Linked DNA regions of Homo sapiens: region 2 is linked to region 1. The links are chromatin contacts, found by Hi-C in ENCODE. All regions are on one chromosome and are shown on one strand. The core of a region is the stretch at or near the end of the contact, and the rest is flanking DNA. Distances in the headings are between cores, read along the strand shown. Region 1 overlaps SCARB2 (scavenger receptor class B member 2). Region 2 has its middle 66 kb from the start of COQ2.

Region 1 (4,125 bases), core at 516-3,015:
TGTTCTAGCAAAACAAAGGCGAGCCTGATGCTGCCTCAGCTGCGGTCTGCTCTGCTGCAAAGGCCCAGGAGCAGCCGCCCCCACTCTCGACTCCACCGCACTTCTCTTCCTATTACTGTCAGGACAGTTGAGTGAGCACTCTGTATTCCTGCCTAATTTTTCCTGACAAGCATCATAGTGTGTGAAGTTTCCAGTGAGAAAGGACTTGAGATCTCATTTATTTGTTCATGTGAAGAAAATCACCTCAGAATTAGGAACCCTGAAAGAATCAGCAAACATAAATGAACAGATGGCTAACCTCCCTGGTTTATCTTGCTGGGCTGGCATCCAGCTTTTAGGCAACCATAAATCCAAAGACAAGTGGAAGGGTTTCCAGAAAGAAGGGGTTACCAGAAAGAAGGGTAAACCTGGCTGTTCTGACATGCGTAAACAGTGTGACTTGAACTTGTTCCTCCAACTTTCAGGATAGAAATAAACATTTAGTACATTTGACTTCTTAATGAAACAAAGCAAATGAAAAACAAGAACAATAAAAACTGTCCTTGGCAGCATGCCAGAGTCATAACCAACCCAGACCATGTTACAGCTGGGGCTTCTCCTCTGTCTCCCTCCACCCCCACAGCCCTTCTCTGCCTGGCCACTTCTTAGTTGAGTCACCAGCACTCAGACAAATCCTCATAGCCCCTTTTACTCCCTTCAAATCTTGCCCTCAAGAGTGGTGGCTTTTCCTGCTGCTTTCATATGTCTCTTTTCCTCCACCTTACAAGTTGGATGTTTGTCAGGAAACCCTCTGTCAATCCCAGAGTAGATCACGTGCTGGAGAGTGAGTGAGTGTGTGTGTGTGTGTGTGTGTGTGTGTGTGTGCTCATGCGAATGCACTAAGTAGGAAGAGAGATGGGGAATGAGAGAACAGAGGGAAGTTGTAAATACAGCTGCTAACATTTCTAAAACAGTGTGTCTTTATTTTTATTTTCTCACTTTCAGCTCAGAGAATGGCAGTTACTATTCAGTTACCATTACTGCCACGCCAGCTGCAATCTACTGTGAGTCTGCTAAAGTCAGGTGCTATGCTAGGGGCTTTATAATGTACCTTATCTCTGAGTTTTACACTGACACTACAAAATAAAAATCCCCATTTTGCAGACAAAGAAATGGTGGCACTGGCTGTCCCAAGTCACAAAGCCAGTAAATGAAATCAAATCTGACCAAGTCCAGGAGTGCAGATTTACTCACCCATCCAGCAGCTGCCACCCCATGGCACCCTGAGGGTAGAGTTGCCAGATTTAGCAAATAAAACCTGGGATACCCAGTTAAATTTGTATTTCAGATAAACAACAAATAATTTTATAATATAATTATGTCCCAAATATTGCATGGGCTACATCAAAAATGTTTTTATTCATAGGAGATGCATGCTGAAGGATTTAGGAACAAAGTGTGTGATATCTACAACTTACTTCAAATAATTCAAGAAAAAGTGCATCAGAGAGATAAATATGGCAGGACATTAACAACTGATACATCGGACTGAACCGAAATATCACACGAGACAGACTCATACTAAAATGTTATTTGTTATCTGAAATTCAAATTTAACTGGTTGTCCTGTATTTTATTTTATTTGGCAACTCTAGCCCAGAGGGACAGTGAAACTATGGAGAAGCCATAAGTTGGACTCTGAACTCTCAGGGTTTCCTCGAGTGTTACCCGTGCCATCTGGAGGAAAGGAAACTAGGGCAGCTGCGTGAGGTCACTGTCAGCTCCTAGTAAGGAGCCCACAGGTGAGGAACCGAAAAAGGGAGAGTTCAACTCTAGAGTTTCCAGGCAGCCGCGCAGCCCCAGTATGCTAATGGGTCCAAAGAAAGCACCTCAACCTCCTGCCACAAGATGGCCCAGAGAGGGCTCTGTTTTGACTTAAACTTTTAATTTCTGCCCCTTCTATTTCTGATCCTCAGGGCATTCAAGTGTGCACTCCCAGGAGCTTGCTCGGCAAAGGAAGGCCTGAGAAACTAACAAATAATAACCTCAGCCTCAAGACCGCGGACTGTCTGGCACAGGAAGTTATTCATTCCGCCAGATACAACGAGCTAGTGTCCCCCTCAAAGGCGCCCTTTGCCAGTCTGAACAGAAAGCCATGGCTTGGGAACAACTGATCTTCCTCACCGAGGGTTCTGCTGTGGTGATGACAGCCACCAGACAAACCTTGTAATCAGCTGAGTCTTCTTAGTTACACTAAATGAAAAAGCAACATAAGGCCTTAAATCAGTTTTACAGTGTGACTCTGGATATTAAGAGTGGCACTGTGGAGTCACAATATAACTGTTGCTTATTAGTTTTAACCAAGACGAACATAATGAATTTTTCCACGCACAATACTGTGGCACTACCACTAAAACAAAATACTGGAAAATTATCAAGTTCTATGGTGAATTCACAGTGTCAACAGCTAAATTAATAATTGGACTAAAAAACATACTTTTCAGTTAATCACCCAATATGTACCTACTGAGAGCTTTCTATGTGCCCGGACTATGCCCTGCAAACAGGCATAGGCCCTGTCTGTAAGAAGAAATTTAGCTAAGGACACAAAACCAACATGCATGTAACAGGGAGTGAAAAATTATGTGCAAGACTCAGTAATTCAGCCTAACAAACAGCTTATGCCTGAAATTATTTAGATCCTTCCAGTAGCATGGATCTGTGATAAAATTCCCCCATCTAAACATCTCACAGGCTGCTCCAAGACAACATGACCAAAATGGACTCATGATTTTCTCCCCTAGTTGATCACTAAGTCCTGCTGATTTCACCTCCTCCTCTTCCCCATTTCTACCCCAAGGCACATTTCATCATTGGCTTGGACTGTGACAATACTGTATGTAGGCTCCTAACTGGTCTCCCTCTCTCCAGCCTTTTTCCTTTCAAATGCTTCATCCATCTCAGGCTTCAGAGAAGCCTGTCAAAAGTGCCTAAGGGAACAGATACTCCACCCCTGCTCAAAGGATAAAGTCCACAGTCCTTGACCTGTTGTGATCTGATGCAACTGCGTCACCTGTCGCTGTCTTTTCCTGGTAGGCACTTTATGCACCAGTAACACGCAACCATCTACTGTTACCTAGCACCCACCACACAAGTTCTCAGCCAGTGCCTTGGCCTGAGTCACTCACCGCCCTTCACCCAGAAGTCTCTGCAGGGCCCTTATCACCTGGTTCACTTCTACTTGGGCTTCAGGGCTCAATTCAGAAGTGCCATCTCTCAGAAGGCCCCTCTGAACTATGTGTTTTCTCTCTGCTTTCATGAAACTTCACAAGTTTTATAAGGAAAATGTGTTCATTAGTCTTTAGTGTCAGATTGGGTCTGATACTAAGAACTGTATCTTTTTCATGGATCCCCAGCACATAACATGGTTTCTGGCACAGAAGGGACACAATAAATAATTAATGAAGAAACAGATGATACCGCAGCGTAGAGCACAACGCTGTGCCAGGCATTCATCTTCTGCTGTTTACCCAGTTCTTCTTGGTAAAATCTTCAATGTGGCAAAATGCCGCATATTCTAAATAATATGTAAGAAAGGTGATCTGAATAAATAAAAAGTCTGAATTTCAGTACTGCAGAATCAAGAAGAGACAGTAACTTTCTTAGCTGCAAATATTATTTTTCAAGGAGACATTTTGGCCTCCTTTCATAAATGGTTAAGACTAGTTTGGAATTAGCAGGGTCTATTTTTATGCATAATTAATATGCCAAAGGCACACAAACATTAGTTCTAAGTCTGTTAGATCTGTCTTTAGCAATTTTGGTTTTAATGAATTTTTTATAACATCCTTTTTCATAGCAAGTATAGCATAGGATTTTCACAACCTTAAAACTGATGAAACTCTTTCATTCTTTCCACAAATATTAACTTAGCAATTCCTTTGTGCTAAGCCACTGTTCTAGGTATTGGAGATATAATGGTAGACAAGATCTCCTACCTTCTCATTTTATTGGTGAATTCTAAAAACTCCTTGATATAACAAGGAACAAACTAGACTTGTAAGCAATAAAACATCACATTTATCTAAGGGAAAAATACCTAGATATTATGATAAATTATCAATCTACAGAAATTTCTATATTCAT
Region 2 (4,046 bases), core at 1,450-3,949, 7.0 Mb after region 1:
TGAGATTGTGCCATTGCACTCCAGCCTGGGCAACAAGAGTGAAACTCCGTCTCAAAAAAAAAAAAAAAAACCAAAAAAACAAATTAATTGCAGCTTTTGCCATTTTTTTTTAAATATGGAAACCACAATTACTTTTGCAGCAATCTAATAAAGTAGTCAAACTCCTAGAAACAGAAAGTGAATGGTGGTTAACAGGGGCTGGGGGAGAGGGGAATAGGAAGTTCTTTAATAGGTGTTTCTGTATGGGAAGATTAAAAAGTTCTGGAGATAGACCATGGTGATGATAGCACAACATGTGAATGTACTTACTGCCACTGAATGGTGCACTTAAAAATGGTTAAGATGGGTCCTGGGCAGGGTGGCCCACTCCAAGGCCTGGGTGCAGTGGGAGGGTCCTGACGTGGTGTCCCTAGAGGCCCTCCCTGCCCCTTTCTCCCCCTGAAAGGCGTGTGTCCCCTCTCTGTACCTCGCTGGAAGCCCAGCCGCTGGCGCAGCACGTGTTCCTGGCATACCAGGCTCACGTGCATGTTAGTGAGCCACAAGATGCAGGGATGGAGAAGAAAGCCTTCGCCTACCAGTAGCTGCCTGCTAGGCACCAGGGGATGGGCTGATTTGCTCCAGAATGAATCCACATCAGGAATAGCAGTTACAATTGAGGCCGCCACCTGATTAAGTCTGTAGTAATCTCTCATTCTCCAGATCTGCCTGTCTTCTGCAAAGGCCAAACAGGCCAAGTGAGGACACCTTGAGATGGTGGACCCCCGCCAGCTGGGAAGAGGACCCTCACCTGACCATGCTGATGCTCTGATTGCAGACTTCCAACCTCCAGAACTGTGAGAAAATAAATATTTGTTGCTTAAACCACACACAAAATGGGCTAAGATGGTGAATTTTATGTATATTTTCCCACAGATACACACATACACACAAGATATACTTGAACAACACCCGCGGGGATTCTGATTAATCTGGGGCTTGGGAAAATGCATTTCAAATATGCGACTGAGGTGGTTTTGATAGGGGTAAACAAGAAGTGAAAGAAACAGGAAGATGAACTGTTACCCGTAATGTGAGAAACCTATGAGGAAGCTGAACCACCCTGTGGGGTTCTGTCACTGGGAGTGACTTCCTGGTGTTCTGCTGAGCTACTCATTTTTCACTGTTTTGGTTATTGAGGTTGAACTGCTTGAATGAAAGGTGCGATACTGGGCTCTGGGTGGGGAGAGCAAAATCTGTTAATCTCAGGGGAGATGATCAAATACAAGAAGTGCAGAACTGAAGCTCTCAAAGGGACCTTGGTAACTTCTAGCAGCTCAGCTCTCCACTTCCTCCTCTGTGCAGTGGGAAAATGAAGCCCAGTTTACGTGTTGTTATTATAGAGACCAAATGAGATAAAAGGTGTGAAAGTGTTTTTTACTTTTTAATCAATTACTCAGTTTACTCATAGGGTGAGTGCTTAAATATGGGCTCCATAAAGGGTCAGGGCAAAAGTTCTCAACCCCGAGTACATATTAACATTACTTGAGGAGCTTTGAAAAATACCCAGATTGACCTCCTCCCCTCCACGATTCTCAGTCCACTGGTCTGGGGAGGGCACCGAGTTTGGGCATTTTTTAAAAATCTCTCAGGTTTTTCTACTGGCAGCCAGGCTTGAGCACTACCCCTCTATTAGTGGTGAATTCTAAGTGGTAAAACGGGAAAGGCTTAATCAAGAAGGACTTGTTTGAGCTAGACCTTATGTAAGATTTGAGGAATAATATTTTGGGACTAGGTAGTATATATACACACTATAAAATTTAGAAGTCTAAAAGGATTTATCATGAAAAGTGTATCTTCTCTGTCCTTCTCTCTGGAGGGGAGTCAGCAACTCTGACCAGCTCTCTTTATTTTTATTTTTTTGAGACAGGGCCTCACTCTGTCACCCAGGACCCAGGCTAGAGTGCAGTAGTGTGATCATAGCTCACTGTAGCCTCGACCTCCCAGGCTCAAGTGATCCTCCTGCCTCAGTCTCCCAAGTAGATGGGACTATGGGTGCACACCACCACGCCCGGATAATTAAAAAAACATTTTTTTTTTGTAGAGATAGGGTCTTCCTATGTTACCAAGGTTGGTCTCAAACTCCTGGGCACAATTGATCCTCCAGTCTCAGCCTCCCAAAGTTCTGGGATGACAGGCCTGAGCCACTGCGGGCGGCCTTGACCAGCTCTCGTTTATAATACTGGAGATACTCTTTACAGTTGCTATTAAGGATCTTGTCAGATTGGTCAGGGGAAAGGAGAGGAAAAGAGCAGGTGTCATTTTCTGTTCCACAACCTTCCACTAGGCACAGAATATCATTTGGATAGGTATAACTTGATTGAGGAAATCCATTTAAGAAAAAAATAGAAAGTTGATTTTCAGAATAGGGCTTTCTTCTTTCCCTCCTCCTCCTCCTCCTTTTCAGTTTCTTTCTTTCTTCCTGTCACAGTAAATTCTGAGCAGCTTGAATTTTTAAAATTTAACTTTTTATTCTGAGGTAATTGTAGATTCACATGCAGTTGGTAAGAAATAGTACCAAGAGATCCCATGTACATTTTGCTTAATTTTAATTCATTTTCATTCCAGTACTAATCAAGATATTTCAGATCAAACTCTCTAGTACTGTTTTGAAAAACTACAACCCAGAATTGAGAGTGAGGTTGCAGGAGAGGGCGGGGCTGTGGAGGAACAACGTGTTTTCGTGTTTTCGGTCTTCCCTCATTGTTTCTGGGAAATCACAACTAACATGCAATGTGCCCGTGGCACAGTCCCAGCTGGGGACTAATTAAGACTCTCTGGCAACAGATGCTGTCCGCTCGTTTATATTAATAATGTCCTCCTTTGTGTGCTGGACATGCCAGGGCAAAGGAGGCCAGCTCGGGGAGAGGCTCTCTACCAAAGTGGAACCAGCAGTTTCTACCTGGGTCCTGACTCCAAGTCAGAATATGAGAAAACACTGCACTTGCCCATTCCAGATCCTGCCTTCCTGGTCTCCAGACTCAGGGAAACTAACAGATGGAGGCAGCAAGCCATTCCTGACTCTCAGGTGTCCACGCTGACTCTGAATGGTTACTGGATTCCTGGATAGCACAAGCCCTCTGTCAAACGTGATTCACAAACACAGATCACATGATGACAGAGTAACTGCGGTCCTTCTCTGCCTCTTCCTTTTTGTACTGCATTGGCAGGAAGGAACACCTGGTCAGAAGCAGGTGGCTGGAAGAAAGAGGTTTTAATCTTTTTCCAGTCCAACTCATCTTCCACAGCAGTCACCTGCATACTGTGTAACAAGTGGCCAATGCATTGAAAATGCAAACCATCAGGCCTGAGATTTTATGGGTAAGAAGGTTGCTGGATTATGCATTTCCCCGCTATGGACGTTTTGGCCCAGTATTTCGTTCTTATGCTTATGTCATTTGTGTTAATATAATACATCTGGATATAATAATACTTGGTATTTTTTTGTCGTGTGTTTTTTGTTTTGTTTTGTTTTTTGTTTGTTTGTTTTTGTTTGAGACAGAGTGTTGCTCTGCCACCCAGGCTGGAGTGCAGTGGCGTGATCTTGGGTCACTGCAACCTCCGCCTCCTGGGTCCAAGCAATTTTCCTGCCTCAGTCTCCTGAGTAGCTGGGATTACAGGCACACACCACCACGCCCAGCTAATTTTTGTATTTTTAGTAGAGACGGGGTTTCATCATGTTGGCCAGGCTGGTCTCCAACTCCTGACCTCAAGTTACCTGCCCGCCTTGGCCTCCCAAAGTGCTGGGATTACAGGTGTGAGCCACTACACCTGGCCTATGTGGTGCTTTTGGTAAGGGATCTGGTACCAACACGTTAGGCTTCATCACATTTGTTAAGGTATTTAAAATATACAACGGAAGAAAGAGTAGAACCCGACCACTAATAAACATGATCCCAGGCTTCTATAATCATGTGAAGTAGAACACTATGCACACATATGAAATTTAGGCACGCTCTTTTCTAAACTGATGATAACTACCATTTGTTAATATATTCTGGGCAGAATGT

Evidence for each region. Hi-C counts contacts between places; a loop is a spot of excess contacts on that map. Pooled maps may share reads with other maps.
Region 2: a map of OCI-LY7 shows a loop between it and region 1 (13-fold over the local background). The contact joins two enhancer-like sites. A Hi-C loop is called at or near these places in 1 of 168 maps with a recorded cell type or tissue (OCI-LY7), 1 of 37 single-sample maps with no recorded cell type and 1 of 50 pooled maps.

What each region holds. Positions count from the first base shown.
Region 1 is chr4:76,198,011-76,202,135 of GRCh38, forward strand. The region is part of intron 1 of SCARB2 (scavenger receptor class B member 2); the gene reads right to left. Among named protein-coding and RNA genes, the nearest start is that of SCARB2, 14 kb to the right of the region's middle. RefSeq lists enhancers at 1,831-2,020, 2,041-2,100. Within about 2 kb of position 1,766, at least 15 of the 41 ENCODE cell types and tissues checked have a DNase peak (open chromatin) inside an H3K27ac peak, as active enhancers do.
Region 2 is chr4:83,216,737-83,220,782 of GRCh38, forward strand. No RefSeq gene overlaps it. Among named protein-coding and RNA genes, the nearest start is that of COQ2, 66 kb to the right of the region's middle. RefSeq lists enhancers at 272-341, 2,799-3,058. Within about 2 kb of position 2,700, at least 16 of the 41 ENCODE cell types and tissues checked have a DNase peak (open chromatin) inside an H3K27ac peak, as active enhancers do.